Regions from separate parts of the Homo sapiens genome. Here region 1 is linked to region 2. The links are chromatin loops, found by intact Hi-C in ENCODE. Cell type or tissue: endothelial cell of umbilical vein. All regions are shown on one strand. Links, peaks and the distances in the headings refer to the core of each region. The heading gives the core; the rest is flanking DNA.

Region 1 (9,381 bases), core at 521-8,520, 1.0 Mb before region 2:
TAATCCTTCAGTGTCCTCATTAAGTAGAAAAGGCATTGTAGTGTCTGTCTTATAGAATTGTTGTATTATATGTTGCATTTTATGTACATGTGGGTAATATACGTACACATATTAGTGAGTACTCATATATGTAAAACACCCCTACCTGACCCAATAAAAGCATACAATAAAATGTTAGCTACTGTTGTTGCTGTTGTCGGGCTTGTTAATATCATCCAAATGCCTTTCTCTGAGCTTTATGCTTCCTTACACATGGAAATAATTTCTTCCCTTATCTTATTTATGAATCTTGGCACAACAGAATACACTTTCTCTCTGAAAACTAAACTGTGGTTTACAGCTACCAAAAAAAAATGTAATACAGTTCATAAACTCTATGTAAACAGTTTATAGACTGAACAGAGGAGGTAAGATTGAACAGAGGAGGTAAAAAGGTTAAAATCTAGGTATATTAAGACAAAGAAACTGCTTATATGATAACTTTGGAAAAAGAAACATCCACTCTCTAAGTATGGTGGTAGAGCCTGCAACACCAAATCCAGCCAAGACGTCAGTACCAAGGGTATCATGAGCTGCCAGGGTATATAAGCAAGAGATGGGGAAGACAGAATCATCATAAATCTATACCACCAACGGAACAAAACAAAACACAAGAATAGCTCAGAGGTACATTAGATCAGAGTTTTATGAGAAGTCCAGCCAACCTTAAAAACAATTCAACAGTAAACCAATTATTTGAAGTCTCGATTGCCTCTGAAAATGCATCAAACAAAAACTGAAATAATTAAACACTCAAAGTAGAATGAAAGTAAGTCAAGTCTGGTGATATACCTCTAAATACCAATTCTAAAACAAAGTATACTGCTCTTTTGTTTTTTTGTTTGCTTTCTCTGACAACGTAGGGGGATATTAAAATTTAACCACTCAATTAGACTTGTTTATTGGAATCTTTATCTTTATTTAACATTTCTATTAGAATTTTCACTGGCAAAAGATCTACTATGCATTCATTTAATTCCACCACTCCAGACAAACATAATGATTGTTATATTAACAATTCCATTTCTCAGATGCAAAGGCAGGCATTAAAAGAGCTAACTGCTTTCCCCAGTATCACAAAGAACCACCTTGGTACATATGGCTTCTGTTTTGAGACTATTTCTGAGTTATGATGACCTAGCCATAAAACATGTATGTAAGATGACAAAACTGCAATAAACATACCTGTATTGGAAATATTTTGACAGCCACATATTCGTTAAGCAACTGGGCTTTCCAGACACAACCAAATCTTCCCCTTGCTTTCACTTCTAATAACTGCAGTGGTTTCAAACCTAGTAATGGAGAAGGTGGGGGTGGTCCTGGGTCCTACAGATAAATAATAATAATACTATAAATAAGCAGAACATGACACACACCAACTCTGAAAATGAGAAAAAAAGTGAGTATACTGAAAAGTCAACTGACAGAAACAGTAAACACATATGAATGACATTAACTTCAATGTTGCCATAATTAGATTACTAATTATCTATAGTGATCACAAGGCAGGCAACCTGAATTCAGAGTTTCATAATAATGTTCAGCATTATTGCTATATATGTACCACAGGAGAGAAGATCTAAAATCTTTCTGATCAGTCTCAGTAATATTCCCCACTAAGATTTTCTGTGAACTACGAAATACTCCTAACAATATTTCATTTGTTTCATCCAGTGTGTACTTCGAGGAGGATGATTTGAAAAGTGCCAGAAACAGCAAATTATGACTATATATCAGCAAAAACCTCTCCTGAAGATCTATTACTTTCTCCAGTGACTGTTTAAATTTTTTCTTCATTAATCTCAGAGATACCGGCAGTCATTCTTAAACACATTGCAGATAGGTATATCAAATACAAAGCACATACAGGAAATATGTAAGTAAATATTTCTTTAACCAAACTGGTTCATTCTAATTTTAAACATATTAACAATTCATCCCTTTGATCTGAGATAAAAAATCATTTGTGTTCTGGAACTGACTGACTGGCAAAGAAGTACGAATAAAAATCCAGAAAAGAAGTGGTCATCATAGTAGATAACAGGATATGGTAAATGAAAGAAACGTGCACTGCTATAGTTTTTTAAAAATAGAGCAAACATAATATATAAATAGGAATACAGCATCTACAAATCACAAGGAAATCCTATCAAAGCAGAATGCAACCCTCCATTGAAAGCATTCTCTCAGTTCCCTATCTGCAACTAAAGCAAGATGCAGGAAGCCTTTTGGAAAGCTTCCAGAGAAAAGCAACAGAAGGGTTTGGAGGGCTGCATAATGAGTATTTTGAGGAGGAACTAAAATTTCTGTGGCAAAAGCAACTGATATGATGACACTGGGTGGCACCTCAGACACTTGGAAATGGTATGTGATCCCAGATCAATGCATCCTCTCTGCCTTTCTTTTTCTCTCTTCTTCTAATGCCTCAAAGACAGTTAGTGCTTTCTTTAGGCATCACTCAGCTCACTGGTGCCACTCAGGAGTTTTAAAAGTTTACTGTGTACTAGAAAGAACCTCAGCAACAGAAACATTGCAAGGTGTTATGTAGGAAAAACATGCAATTTCTTCTTCTAAATGAAACCATCTTTATAAAATGGCTTTAGAATTCCTGTTTAAACAGTAAGATAAAACAAAAGACTTCTTGTGACTCATTTCAAACTCAGACTTTTTTTTTTTTTTTTTTTTTTTTTTTTTGTCTACAAGTTGCTTGTCCTTCCCACATTCAAAACATGAAAGAACGTTTCTGTTTAGCAGAGTGACGGGTCAAGGAGGTCAGATATAAATCTTATAGGAAGGATGGGCTCTCAAGTGTGATTCTCAGTGGAGGGGACACAAGAACCTCTAGAGAGTTTTTATTAAAAACTACACCCTCCCTCCCTCATTCTTCAAGTGATCACCTCTATCCGAGAAATTCTACTGATCAGAGCAGACTGCTTATATGAATGTGGAGACAAGAGAAAAAAAGCTTGAAAACAACTCTTCTACAGGAAAGGAAACCATTCAGTCCTCAAGGGCAAAGAGTTATTGTATAACTGCATAAAGACATATTTAAACTAAATAGAAAATGTTAGAAAGGTAGAGAGATAGGTTTCAAACCAGAGGGGATGCCAAAAACTAAAAACTAAAGTATACAGAAAATGGCTGAAAGCTGAAGAGGAAAAATAACTAGGTAGAGGGAATACAGTGCTAAATTACAATATTAAGATTTTTAATAGCTTTTATGTACACTGGTAATGTCTCTATAGTTAATCTACACATTACCCATTCTCTGTTCTAAAGGACATCAACAACATGAATATGATTCAGTCTGTAAGATATAGATTATTTAATCCACAATTAATATGTCAGCAATTCAAACTATGATTTTAGTATAACATTAATTTTAGAAAAAATAATTTTTAATATCTACATTAAAAAAAAAAGTTCATTAAATGTTTTCCAAATGCATATACTTCAAGTTCCCATACATTCCCAAGGCTCTGTTTAACAAGTTTCTAAGCTATCATTATTTCAGAAAGAAATAATCTTAGATCACCCTCCTACTATAATTTATTCAATATTGTATAGTAACAGCCAGAACAAATATTGTTGTCAAAATTACTTAAAAGGTAAAAGCTTCAATTAGAAAGAATACTGGTCAATTTCGAAAGGGTGACAAAAAGGTCTACAAGGTCTTCCTGTAGAATCTCAAAACCTTTAGCAATGACATGAGCTTTTCAAAAATGGAATTTTAAATAATATTCTTTAATACACAAAGGATTGGGTTCAAAAATGATAACTGTAGGACAGATTATAAAATCTCTAATCCTTTTTAAATAAAAAATTACTAGAATGAAACTTTAAATTCATCTGTAAGTTTCACTCATCCTATAATAGTAGAAATGATTTTCAATTAATTGGCATCATTATAGTAATTTATTCACAAAAAAATCAATACTTGATTCTAAAAATAAAAATGTATACCTTTAAAATATATGAGCCCCTGGGAAGACAAATGTAGACATAAATTTCAAAATGACAAGCAATTTCTGATGTCATACACAAAATATGGCTTTACCTGGCTACATAGAGAAACCAATGGGGAGCTGAGAGGCACCTAGAAGGATTTCAGAATTCCTAAAAACTTCCCTAAATTTCCAGTTCTCTTACAACATCCATGCTATTTTGCAAAACTAAAAAGATATGCATTCAAACACAGTTCTGATTACATTTCTTCTTTACTCATTTATATGTAAAAATTATGGTATCAGAAGACATCAGCTTCAGAACACATACTGAAATGATAACCTGGTAAAAAGTAATCTCCTGCCCCCAAACCACTACCCAATATCATTACTATAACCAACAGTGGAATAAATTATTAGAGGTGGGAAGCTACAAAGTCATCTCTGATCATTTTACTTATTCTGAGTTCTCCATTTGAAGGGTGAATTTTAATCTAATTAAACGCTTAAACCTCAGATAGCAAAATATCATCAAAAGTTATACTCCTGTAGCTAGTTCATTTGCTAAAGATGCCAAAGATGAAGCTATCTAAAAATATCTATTTCACATTTAAATACAATGGGCTGGATTAGAAAATCGACCCCTGTTAAAAATGAACACATGCTGACATTTAAGCTAATGACATATAAAAATTAACCAATACAAGGTTTTTGAGGCGAATGGAGCCGTTAAGGTGTTAACTTCTAATCAAGTAAAACGGTTTTTTCTACATCCTACCTTAAATAAATATAAATACTCTCAGTCTCTTAAAACTAAAAGCCATTCCTAAGTCAAATCAATCACATTTTAATTATAAAAGCTGGGTGAGGGAGAACCCTTTATGACATAAATATATAAATTATAGAGGATGCACAGTAAAGCAGTAACAACAACAAAAATCTAAGAACAAAATGTTTAGTATGCATCCACAGAAAGTTCCACAACCATAAAACAAACATCAATGCATCTTACCTCTATCATTATATGAAAGGCGTGCTTGTGAAGAAAAAACACAGGCAAAAGAAATTACGATTCATATCCAGAATGAAATGAAAAATGACACATCAGTTACAAAAGTGAAGGAAAGAGAATAATGGTTTAGTATTTTAAAAGTTGGCAATGATCCAAAGTTTTACATTGTTTAAATAAAGATAGGGAACACTTTCCTTACAAACAGAGGAAAGTAATATCAAAAAGAACCCCTTAGATATGAGAGATAGGTGGTAAACAAATTCTTGACTCCAGTTTAATCCCAAGTTAACTGATCCAATGACTTCATGCCTGCAAACAAACTAAATCAAGTCTTAAATAATGATTATTTATTTTTCTAAGAGCCTCTAGAGTCTAAATTATAAAACAAGGAATTTACAAATTGGAATTGCCTTCTCGACACTAGAGGGCAGTATTGCCTTTAGCAAAAACGAGCTAGCAGCCCTAACAAATTTATATATAGCTAGAAATCAGTTTCTCAGACTTTCTGATAGTTGTCTTAAGAACCTCTAGAATTTCCTATTTCCTGAACTGCCTCACTTCCCTTTCATGGAAGACAGAATCATAATGGTGAGACAGAAAAATGTTTCTGGTGGCTATGTGCGTGCACCATAATACACCATGGCAAGAAACTAAGACAGGAAAACAAGATCATCAGAATTAAGTAAAACATAGTGACAGAATATTATCAAACCTACTTGCCCAGCACATCAAGGTGAAGCAGTTAAGCAGAGGTGGCCCTGGGAACAAGTAATCACACATCTCACATTCTAAAGACACTCAGACACTGATAGAGAACAGGATTTTCATTTTTCCAGTCATCCCAAAATAGGTAAGGGTCTAAATTTAAAATTAAAAGAAATATGATCACCAGTGGTAGGGAAGGCTGAGAATTCCTCCAATGGATGATGGCTATGTTCCCCAGTTTCCAATATTTCTATAGAGAACAATAGCACTGACAAAACAGAATGGACAACTCATTTATCTGTACCAGTTGCTTAACTAGTTTTCTTCCTTCTAGATTTTCTTCCTGTGATAATGATTCAAGAGTATTTATAATTCATCCAAAAGGCTGAGATAATCCTACTATCAAAACATCTTATCCAGTACTCCAGAGTAAAATTAATCCCTTGAAAGAAATACATGCCAACTGAATAAGTAGACTATGGTTTCCAAAGGCTCAAGGATCTCTCAGATCTTGTTTAAATACAGGTGTTTTCAGAGATAAAGATGACACTATAAAGATGACACTATACTAGCACTGTGCAAGTAGGTGCTATCCATACATCTTACCAAAAAGTATGTCTCTGCCCAATACATTTCCCAAGAAATGAACATTAGGATAAGCTATAAAATAACCCAAACTGACACCAAGAACAAGCCTCAAAATATCAACTATGCAACAAAATATGAAGGGTAAAAACGGAACAAAAAAATACATTCACTTAAGTACATGAATAAATACAAAATAACCACATATGTTTGCTTAATACACTTCTCAATAAATGAGGATTAGAATAAACAAACAAGAGACACCAGCAACAGTCCTCAATGTATAAACTACATGACAAAATAAGAGCGGTAAAGCAAAATTTTTTTAAAGGCCAGGTGTGATAGCTCATACCTATAATCTCTGCATTTTGGGAGGCCAAGGCAGGAGGATCTTTGAGCTCAGGAGTTCGAGACCAGCCTAGGCAACACAGGGAGATCCCTTCTCTACAAAAAAATTTTTTAAAAATTAGCTGGGCGTGGTTGCATATGCCTGTGGTCCCAGCTACTCGGATGTCTGAGGAGGGAAGACATCTTGAGCCTGGGAGATTGAGGCTGCAGTGGGCTGTGATCATGCCACTGCATTCCCGCCTGGGTGACAGAGTGATACCTCATCTCCAAAAATAAAAATAAAGCAAAATAAAATGCACTAAAATATACAACTAAGCAAAAAGCAAACAAAACTCTGGATTCACAACATAGAAAATGTAGCTTGACTATTATATACTATAACTGTAGGTAACGGTGAAAATCGAATCTGCACATTAATATCAAGCTATTAGGTTTGTAGGTGAGAAAAAGATTTGTTGCTTCTCCCTGAGGTGGAAAAAAAACTACTGCCAAATATCAGAAAAGAATGAAGAATAGTTCATTCATTCATTCATTCATTCATCCAACAAATTTTACTGAGTAACTAGTCTGTGCCAGGCACTGACTAGCCAGGCTCTCATGAAGCTTGCAGCAGTGCAGGACAGAAGGACTAATCAACAATTCACACTAATAAAAAGGAATTCAGTACCTTCAACATCTGTAAAGAGAAACCTGACTTATAATGACAGGTAAAGTCTGAGAAGATTTCCCTGTGGAGAACACCCTTGAAAAATGGAGTAAGTACTAGGGAGAAGCAGTTAAGGTGAAAAACAGAGTTGAGACATCCTAGTTTCCTGGCTTATGCAACCAAATGGACAGTGGTTCCATTTACTGAGAACCAGGTTTGTGAGAGACAATCACTACCTGTGAATGGTAAGTGCTTGGAGACATATAAATGGAGATATTTAGTAAACACATACACAGATCTGGAATACAAAAAATCTTTCCAGAAAATAGAGATTTTTGTTTATATACTATAAATATGTATATATGATATGTGTTATAAGATTTCTTTTATTTACTATTCAAACCATTCCAAGAAATATCTGTATCTCTGTATCTAGAGAGAGAGAGACTGATTTTTTTCTGGGAGTGGAGATACCTCACTCAACAACTTTTTAGGACTACCAAGACGAATTAAGGTCCTCCTATCCAAACTATATGAAAACTGACAAATTCTGAATTTGTTTCCTCTTAATATCAACTAATTATTTTACATTCTAAGAAATTTTACCATTTTAAATTTTAAAAAGACTATCCTGCCAAGCAGAATAGAAACAGAATTTATAAATAATACAGTATATGCGAGGACAATGTTTCTGAACTAAGGAAAGCAAGACATACATTAAGAGATTCAACAGTATTGACATGTCAATTGCACAGCAATGATTCCAGCCAATTAGATCGTCAAAATTCCTCTGTGATAATTCCTACTTCCTACAGTTTCTCTCATCTTACTCCTCTTGAAAGGAAAGCAAAGAAAGGCCAAGGCAGGTGAAATGAAGATTCTGGATATGTTCCCTAAGAAGTAGAGCACCTCAAGGTAGCCAGCACTGGAGTTAAAAGTCTGAAAAAAACGTAGGTATGCCCATTCTCTTTTTGGGGTTGATGCTTAAAAGAATCAGGTTTTATGACTGGCTACAGAAGTTTATTTTGATTTATTTTCATATCTGTATTCTGCAAGTGTAGCTGAAAAAACCAGAAAATAAACCATGTTACACATGAATAAATTGTGAGATGGTAAAATGGTTATCTACAAGGCCACATATAGTCACTATGAAAACTATTTTAAATGTAGTTTATATACTTTGATCTCTTTATCCTACTTTGCTTTTTTTTTCTTTTTTTTCTTTTTTTTTTTTTTTTGAAACAGAGTCTTGCTCTGTCACCCAGGCTAGAGTGCAGTAGCATGGTCTCGGCTCACTGCAAGCTCCGCCTCCCAGGTTCAAGCAATTCTCCCACCTCAGCCTCCGAAGTAGCTGGGATTACAGGTGTGCACCACCATGCCTGGCTAATTTTTGTATTTTTAGTAGAGATGGGGTTTCCCCATGTTGTTTTCCCATGTTGGCCAGGCTGGTCTCAAACTCCTGACCTCAGGTGATCCACCCACCTCGGCCTCCTAAAGTGCTGGGATTACAGGTCTGAGCCACCACACCCAGCCCCTGCTTTGGTTTTTTTATGGACTCCACTTAATTATTTACTGAAATAAGCCATTCAATCAATGGGCAATAATCCTTGGATATAAATGCCCAGGCTTTGCCACCCACTAGGGTGACTCTAAGCCAAGTCACTTCATCTATGAATGCCTCAATTTTCTTATCTATAAAACGGACTTCAAAACTACAATGAGATAGCATCTCACAACAGTCAGAATGGCTGATTATTAAAAAGTCAAGAAACAACAGGTGCTGGCGAGGCTGTGGAGAAATGGGAACACTTTCACATTGTTGGTGGGAATGTAAATTAGTTCAACCATAGTAGAAGACAGTGTGGTGATTCCTCAAGGATCTAGAACCAGAAATACCATTTGACCCAGCAATCCCATTACTGGGTATATACCCAAAGGAATATAAATCATTCTATTATAAAGACACATGCACACGTATATTTACTGCAGCACTATTCACAACAGCAAAGACATGGAACCAACCCAAATGCCCATCAATGATAGACTGGATAAAGAAAATGTGGTACATGTATACCATGGAATACTATGCAGCCATAAAA
Region 2 (9,381 bases), core at 605-8,604:
GTCACCTTCTGAAAAGCCATCTCTTGATCCCTCTCAGGTAATGTTAATTACCTCCTTTTTTGCACAAACAAAGTAGGCACTGCTCTTGTTATATTGTACTTTCCAAAGTACGACTCATTCTTTCAAACGTTTATGTCTCATGCTTGAGTCTTTCTAAAAATTAATATCTCTATTCTTGGCACAATATATACTTGCCAAATATTTATTGAATTAAAAGCTTTCCAGTAACATAATGCCAATAACATAGAGGAAACTTACAAAACAAGCTATCCTTAGAAAATGAAAAATAAAAAAATGGCCAAAGGATTACTGGCCCTTTGATAATGGTTCCTTAGTATCTGCACAGAATAAAGAGGGAAGTGACAATTACAGCTTTACTTGGGAATTCTAGATTCAGCCATTTACTAAAATACTTTCATTTTATACATCTGTATTTCCTAATACATAATATATAATGTAGATATAGATCTATATTTCATATATCTATATGTATACACATGCATATATGTTCATATGTATACATTATGTGTATATATGCATGCATGCATGTGTATTATATATATAATATCAGTGATCTCTCTTTTTCTATACATATGCATTTTTAGTTGATGGGGTATCTGTAAAAATGCTGTGCTTCTGCCAGCCTAGCTTTCCAAACAGGTCTCATAGAAACAAATGAAATAATCAAAACAACTCCTGTCCCTCCTTCAGCCACACTATTAGTTACCTGTTGAGTAATTTATTTTGCTGAAGATTTCGGAATCCTAAGGTTTAGAAATGAACAATAAATAGATAATCTATAGAACAAATCATACAATAAAGTTGATAATTTAAAAGAAGAAAAGTACCCAGAATATTTCTACTTAAAGGTAAGCTTTTCATATCTTAGGGCATTTTACTTTGTTTTGTTTCACTCTGAAGATCCACAGCTAGCCTTCAAAGGTTTGTGGGCCCCATTGAAATCATATGCTACATTTTGCAATATGTACATTTTTCTTAGGAAAGGTTTCTGGCCTTTTTTATGTAAAATTAAACTTTCAAGATCTACACCCTTCAAATGTTCTATTTTGTCCATTTAATGTGTTAGACAGTAGGATAAATATTTGATAAGGATAGTAAATATAGTAATACTTTACATATAGATAATAATTTCAAATTATTCACATCTCCGTATCTTTTTGACAACTCTAAGAAGTAGAGTATTTTTAATATTCATTTTGATAATGAAGAAATTGAAATTCAGATATCAAGCATCTTGCATAAATGAGTTTTTACATGGTAGACAACGAAACCATTTCTCCCATCTTCAAATCTGCAACTCATCTCAGTAGGCTTGTTCCTTGCCCCACCAGTCTTGTGCTCTTCAGGAATTTCTCTTCCTCCATCTGTTTTCCCATACACATGAGCATGATCAGTTCTTGAACAGCTTGTCCAAATGCTCCCTGTCCCACTTCCTACCATGGTTCCAGGTCTTCTGAGCGTAGAAGAAAAAACAGATCAACAGAATTGATATTTTGAGCTGGCAATCTGGAAGTCAGAATGGTCACACTTCATTGTTGGGTCACAGTAGTGGCACAGAGGAGTGCAAACATAATTATCAGAAAGAGCTTTGTACTGGAAATTCGGAGGCAGAGGTACAAGAAAAGGAGTGAACTTAGAATAAAGCAGGCAGGAGAAAGGCAAAGAGAGATATGTCAGCTGGTGTCATGGACCTAGGCTCAAATAGAAAAGATTCCTTTTCAGCACTAGAATTGTAAAACCTTACTAATGCTGGGAGAGCCTGTTCCCAGTAGCTTTTAGTGACTCTGTCTCTATCAGTAACTACTCTTTAAATCATCCTCCCTAGACAAAAGAAATGCATCAAAGGAAGGAGTAAAGAAGTTGAGGCCAAAACAGTCCATCTGACCCAACTCCCTAGGGAAATCTAAAGCATCTTAACTCTGCAGTGCCACCTTTATACTGCATGGATTCTAGTCCATTGAATCTTTGCAAGCCAAAACCATCTTTATTATTTTTCTCACGCAAACCTGACATCCTTTATCAGACTGGGAACATAAGTGTTTCTTCCTTCCTCCTCTTCATCCTCTTCCTGGAAGCTTTCACCTACCAAAACTAACAAAAACTTTTGCAATGTAATTTAAGCCTGAGAAGAGATAATACTGTGTTATGGTTCCTGAGGACCTGAGATATATCTCATTCATTCTTACTGTTTGCATTAAGAAATTGAGGTCCAGAAATATCACATCACCTAATTGGAGGTAGATGCCTTGGGCCTTTGGATCCCTGGCTCAGACCCACCCCCTCTGTACTGTGAAATGTTCAGTACATACATTGTCAATAATATTGCTTAACTGACTGACAGGAAAGGAAGTTAGTCACTGCTACTTATTCTTGGTATTAAGTTCAATATATGTATTCTATTTATCTAGAAACATAAATAAATTCAGAACCCCTTGGTACTTATTTTTCATATCAGTGCATGCATGCAGCAGATTAACCAAGTCAATATTTATCCCTACTTCAGACCATTTAGTTTTCTGTCTTACCAAGACAAGCATTGTGATTGGGCATATCCTAGGATACAAGAAGTTTCCACAAATCTATAGATATTCCCCACCACTAAGGGAACAATACACTTTGTAAACAAATGCTGTTTGTGTCTATGAGGACATGCAAAGCACTACAATGTACCTATCAGGGTATCTCAACACTCTTCCCTGCTTAGTCTCAGAGTCCTAGACATTGGTGGTGAAGAAAGGATGGAGACAGGAGAGAGAATGGACAATGTTAAGTGATACCTGAATTGACCTGTAAAGTCAGAGCAGATTTCAAAGAAAAATTGCAAAGCTAGTGAAGTTTCTCTTTGGAATTTTTATTCATTTCCAGATGTCTATTTTAATCAATAAGAAAACTTCTTGTCTGCTGAACTACTGGGGTGCTGATCCCAAATGGGTTTCTGGCTGACCTGAACCTCACTTTCTCTGGCATGTAGCATTGAGGAGAGAGCAAAGGTTTTGCAGTCCTCTCTTTGCTCTGCTAAGATAACCGGCACTGTTCCATTTGGGAACCGTTGGGAACAGCATTTGTCCAGCGCTGGGAGAGATGGCCTTCCCAACCTCAATTTCTCAATGATAGACATGGAACATAATTTGTAACTCTAAGCCACTGAAATTTTGTATCCGTGTGTTACAAAATCCTAAGCATAAATTAGCCTTTCCTAACTAATACATTCCTCCCCGCTTTTTCCCCTCCTAGTAAAAAATTAATGGAGTTCTGTTTATGGAACAGGAGATTAGAAAGTCACTCATTGTCTTGGTCGGCTCAGGACACTATAGCAAAATACCATATCCTGGGTGGTTTAAACAACAGACATTTATTTCTCACAGTTCTGGAGACTGGAAGCCCAAGTTCAAGATACCAGCGTATCTGGTTCCTGGTGAGAGCCTTTTTCCTGGCTTATAGACAGCTGCAGGGCTGGGGTGAAGATCTTGTGTTTCTTCATTTCCTTATAGTGGCAGTAATCCCATCATGAGGGTCCCACTTTCAGGACCTAATCTAAACTCAATTACCTCCCAAGAGCCCTACTTCCAAATACTATCACGTTGGGAGATAGGGCTTCTATATATGAATTTTCTGGACACATTCAGTCCATAACACCTACATATTACAACTAGTAATACAGGCAGAATGAACAGTGGCATTCTAACACCAATTTAGTTGAAGGTAAAGCAGTGCATCCTATTAAAAGCAAACCTGGTGAAATGAGAGGGAAGAATGAGTGAGTGGTTCTTCCATTTAGAGGTGGCTGAGGGGCACAGTGCATAAGAGAAATGATGTTATGTGACATTTCCTATATTGGCATTTCATCCCAATCTCTACTAGATTAACAACCCTGAAAAATTTTCTCAACTTCCCTGAGCCTCAGTTTCCTCATCTGTTAAAAATATATATATATTTCTCATATTGTTGTTAGGGGGATTAAATGAGATAACACATATAAAATACCTAGCATAATGCTTGGAGATTAGCAGTACATTTAATAAATAGAACAATTATTTTTATATTTTTATTCTAACAGTTTTTTCATCTCATCTCAATTCCTGTCTGATTACAGCCATGCATGCTTCAGCAGTGTAAAAATAATTATTTTCATTCATTTGAATGGCTTACCACTTTTGCCTAATGATGTGTAGCACAATAGCTGTTATACATATCATTAAATATGTGTCTGATTAATCTTATTATAATTTTAATTGCAACATGAAATTCCTCTCATGCATACTCAGCCATCAAAGGCTGTTGTTCATGAAACATGGCTGGCTACTGTCAACCTGAAAGAATTACAGGGAACATTGATCACATATAGTATATATCATAGACCTAAGAACAGCCTTGCACAAAGGACAGAAAACAAATTTGGGAGTCATATACACCAAGAACTGAAAGCTTTACCCAACCACTGTAATTTATTCAACTTTCTTCTGAGAGTTTTTCTCTGAAAAATGTGGCCAGTGATACCCACCATGTAGGATCTTGTGAGGAATCGAGATATTTTATGTAAGGTGATCAACAAGGACCTTGGAACACAATAGACAGTTAATTATATTAGATATTACTACTTTCATACTTTTGGACTTTAACTTGGAAGGGACTTCCAGAAGCCCATAGTATTAACCACCTCTGCTTCAAAGGCGAGATGTTGTCACCTCCCCCACTCTCATTTTCTACAAACACAGGGTATAAGACACCAGCATGATTTGCCCAAGGTTAGGCAGCTTGCAAGTGAAGGAGGTAGAAGCTGAGCCAGCAGTGGGTGCCCCACCTCTTCCTTTACTTCCTTCTTTCACTCAGCTCATGCCCGTGGTTGGCGAAACAACCCAAAGCACACATTCTTCTGGTGCTGAGTCAGTGGCATCCTGTGCCTTCCCAAAGAGAGGAAGCACATTTGAGTCAGGAGGAAATGGAATTGCCAAGTAGGAAAAGAAATCCGAGAACAGAGGACAGCCGACCTGTTCTGTGCTATAAATGTGGCAAAAAGCCACATTAAAGTGGTTCTGTAGACTCAGTAATCTTGAGAAAATTAAAATCTGTCAGTATCTGAATCTACATTCCTCCTTCAGGAAGGAAACTAGAATGACTTCTTGTTAATAAGAACCTGTCTTCATAAGGCCTAAACCCCAAGTTTCCCAGGAGACCTGGCCCTCCCTTTGGCTGTCATCCCTGAATACTTTCTTTATCATTTAGGTCTCCTTCACCTGAGTCTGACTCAGTGTACAGATGGAGCAAGGAATCTGAGCTGTCCCAGATGCTGGCTGCACACTGTCATTGTAGTAGTGGCTGCTCATTCAAGGACCCCATCTAACACGTGCAGTCCCATCTCAGAATGGGTAGCTGCTTTCTCAGAAGGTTTAGTGCTGGTGCATAAACCTTGACTCAGAGCCCTATGAGGCTGATAGAAAAGTCAGACTTGACTACTCGATTTCTTTCCTTTCCATTATCACTGTGACCTAGTTTTCTCTCCAAAGCCATGGGGACAGTGTGTTAATGGTGGTTTGAACCTTGGCATAGTATCTCACTGGGAGGTGAGTCACTTTTCTTCTCAGGTGTTCCAATGAAACGGTCATTGCAAGGATGAAATAAAAGACTATGGCTGAATAGACTAGATATACATTAGGTATGAGGAAAATGATACTGTGCCTTTATTTGCTGCAAAATAAAAGCTAAGTTTAGAGAAAGAGCTATAATAAATATAAATATTTCTGATAATTTCAAACTGATAGGGTTAAAGATAGAGGAGAGTGCTACTTCCCCATCATGTTGAATATCTCATTTTCTATAACCATTACTTAAAATTTATGATGAATTTATGAAAAAAAATTTAAAGTTTATATGGAGAAGCAGTGAGACTTTAGAGAGTAATTAATATATATATATTAGGTATTCATTTCCATTTTAATTGAAATGACTTTTCATACATCAGGAAAACCTTTAATAAAGGAAGCAAAACTAGACGTTTGACATGACACTTTGTTGATGAATTCGGAGTATTGAAGCAATTTGAGGGTAAATATTTTTCTGGTTATGATAGAATCAAGTTGTGATTTTTCTGGTTATGAACTTGTGGTTTGGAAGATTAAGAGCTTTGTTGCCAGAGAAGTTGTTTTTCATCAGCTTGGGCAGTTTTGTTGGGTTCTTCAGTAAGGTCCTGGCAAAAGCCAGTCTCATGATTAAAGCTGAAAATCCCATGATGCTCCATGAATTTTTTAAACCTAAATATATTCATAATAATAAACACATGGTATCTCAATGTCCTTCATAACAATTTTGGAGAAGTGGGGAAGCAGTTAACTTCTTTTTGTCTGCATTAAGTGTCAATGAAGGAGAAAATGGGCTTTTATATAGGTTCTATAAGCTGGAAGTTCTGAAGCATTTTCTATAAGTCATATCATCTATACTACTAAGAGTTCAATATGTTATGTGTACAATTTGTTTATATCAATATACCCACGTATAACACCATTGATGCCACGAAGAGTTAGAAAAAGTAACACTGTGGAAATGTTAGTGTGAGCCAGTATTGCCTGTTTGTATGGCTTGATGATTTCAAGCCTATCTGGCACATAAGCCATATGGGGCTATTCCTGGAATGTGATTTCCATTTGGGCTCAGTCCTATGACTAGCTGATAAGGGCTGTGGAAATGTATATGAGAGGAAATTTGTAGCTGTTATACCCTCATCTAGATAATCAAATTGAGGCACCTATAGATGAATAGCTCCAAGTTCTGTCTACCTTGCAGACTACTGAGGAAGATGAAATGTCAGTAAGTGGACCCATACAGTTCAAACCTGTGTTGTTCAAGGGTCACCTGTATAGTACTTGCAGTTTTCTGGAAAGTGTGTTAAGTTTCATGTTGAAAAAGTATTGTTGCTGCATAACCATCCAGGTACAATTCTTACCATGTTCTCTTGTTTCTTTAAATTAAATGAAAACTTTCACAAACTCCTTCCCTTATCTCATAGCCCAATTTTCAGGAAGTCTAGAATTTTGCTCTTGTCTCATTTGCCCTCATTTTACCAATGAGGAGACAGTTTCATAGCATGAGAGGGATAACTGCTGAGTTAGGTTAACAAAAATTATTGACATAAGAGAAGGCCCTTGGGAACAGTGACAGGATTGTTACTTAGACCTTCTTTTCTTGGGTCATTATGAACTTGAAAAGGAAATCTATGTTCCATCTCTCTTGTTTGTGTTCTTAAGAGTGAAGCAAGGAGATTTAATACTTAAAAAAAATGCTGGAATAGGGCATACCTACTGTATGTCAGGCACTGAACTTGTGCTAAGGATACAGCTGTGAAAAAGACAAACATAATTTACATTCTCAAATGCCACTGTGAAAAGATAAGCGAACAAATAAGTGGTGAATACGTTGGGGACTAGTTCTTCCATTGCAAAATTACTACTATGGGAACTTACAGCAAAACAGCTAAAGTACAGTAAGGTTATCTTTTATAAAATTAACCAGAAATAACTACAGAATTTTGGAGTTGTAGGTTGGGCGCCGTGGCTCACACCTGTAATCCAAGCACTTTGGGAGGCCGAGGCAGGTGGATCACCTGAGGTCAGGAGTTCGACACCAGCCTGGCCAACATGATGAAACCCCGTCTCCACTAAAAATACAAAAATTAGCCAAGCATGGTGGTGGGCACCTGTAATCCCAGCTACTCAGGAGGCTGAGGCAGGAGAATCACTTAAACCTGGGAGACAGAGGTTTTAATGAGCCAAGATCATGCCATTGTACTCTAGCCTGTGCAACAAGAGTGAGACTCCACCTCAAAAAAAAAAAAAAAAAAAAAAAAAAAAAGGAGAAGAAGAAATTTGGAGTTGTAGACACCCTTTGTGAGAGGCTTTGGACAGATATAGAATCTCTGGCCTGTTTAGGAAAAGAAGGGACATCAGTTTCCTACTACTTAACAAATGACTACAAACTTAATGGTTTCAAACATATTATCTTAAGAGCTCTACAAGTTAGGAGTCTTATAGGACTAAAAATATCAGCAGAGCTATGTTCCCTCTGGAAAGTCTAGGGAGATTGTGTCCTTGCCTTTTCCAGCTTCTAGAGCAAGCTTGTCCAACCCGCAGGGCACACGTGGTGCAGGATGGCTTTTAATGCGGCCCAACACAAATGTGTAAACTTAAAACATTGTGAGATTTTTTTTTTGCGATTTTTTTTAAAGCTCTTCAGCTATCATTAGTGTTAATATATTTTATGTGCGGGCCCAGACAATCCTTCTAATATGGTCCAGGGAAGCCAAAAAATTGGACACCCCTGTTCTAAAGGCTTCTGACCATCCTTGGCTCACAGCCATGTCACTCAACTTCTGCACATCTTCTTTGCCTCTAACTCTCTTGCATCCCTCTTTCACCTGTAAGGACCTGTATGATTACACTGAGCCTGCCTATATAATCCAGGATACTCATCTCAGCATTCTTAACCACATCTGTAAAGTAATTCTTTGCCATGTAAAGTAATAACGACTCATACATTCTGGGGATTAGGAGGTAAATGTCTTTAGGGAGGGAATTCTGTCGCCTAGCACAGAACATAGAGTGAGAATTAAAAATGTTTCAATTTAACATCTGTTGGGGATGGAATGTTTTTGTAGCCCCCCAAATTAATATGTTGAAATCCTAACCCTCAATATAATGGTGTTAAGAGGTGGGGTTTTTGAGAGGTAATTAGGTCCTGAGGGGAGAGCCCTTATGAATGGGTTCAGCATCCTTATAAAGGGGTTCACAGAGAACTCTCTCATCCTTTTCTCACCATGTGAAGATAAATGAGAAGACAGCCACCTGCAGCTCAAAAGAGAGCCCTCACTGCAACCCATCCATGCTGGTGCTCTGGTCTTGCACTTTCAGCCTCTAGAACCGTGAACAATAAATTTCTGTTTTTTATTAGCTACCCAGTCTATGGTGCTTTGTTATAACATCTCAAGCTAAGACAATAATTAATTCAGGTCTTAATTATTTGAAATAGATAAATATAGATGGAAAGACATTTTAGGTTGAGTTGTGAGGAAATTATCTTCAAACTCATTACTGTCAGTTTTGCATGAGGCTCTTTTACAGTCTACGTCTGAAACACAGATGCTTCCTGGATCTTTAATGTTTAGACCTTGTTTTTCTTACAGAATAATCATGAGTCCTCGTGATTGCCCTTCAGATACCTTCAAAGGGCAGTTTAAACTAACTATAAGTTGGAACCACTCTTCTTTTGGAATAAATCAATAAAAATAGTGGGATCTCCTAATAATAGGTCACTAATTGCTGAAAGAATAGACCAAAAAATATTTAATATATTTCAGCCCTGTGCCAGTTACGA

What was found. Hi-C counts contacts between places; a loop is a spot of excess contacts. Peaks named below come from ENCODE experiments on the same cell type or tissue, not always from the same donor. Only the 100,000 strongest peaks of a DNase experiment are listed, where the experiment ranks them.
Region 1: it touches region 2 in a loop (8-fold over the local background); 2 of 110 quality-filtered maps call a loop at or near these places.

What each region holds. Positions count from the first base shown.
Region 1 is chr2:147,907,178-147,916,558 of GRCh38, reverse strand. ACVR2A (activin A receptor type 2A) reads right to left here. Exons shown (of 11, transcript NM_001616.5): 5 at 1,225-1,368. Among named protein-coding and RNA genes, the nearest start is that of ACVR2A, 67 kb to the right of the region's middle. In endothelial cell of umbilical vein, for the core only: a CTCF peak has its summit at 5,417 (motif pointing right); DNase peaks (open chromatin) are centred at 2,608, 2,698, 2,938 and 5,428; H3K27ac peaks cover 258 bases.
Region 2 is chr2:146,870,015-146,879,395 of GRCh38, reverse strand. LINC01911 (long intergenic non-protein coding RNA 1911) reads right to left here. Exons shown (of 7, transcript NR_187170.1): 7 at 1,176-1,474. Among named protein-coding and RNA genes, the nearest start is that of LINC01911, 37 kb to the right of the region's middle. In endothelial cell of umbilical vein, for the core only: no CTCF peak of the experiment used is centred there; a DNase peak (open chromatin) is centred at 4,905; H3K27ac peaks cover 1,479 bases.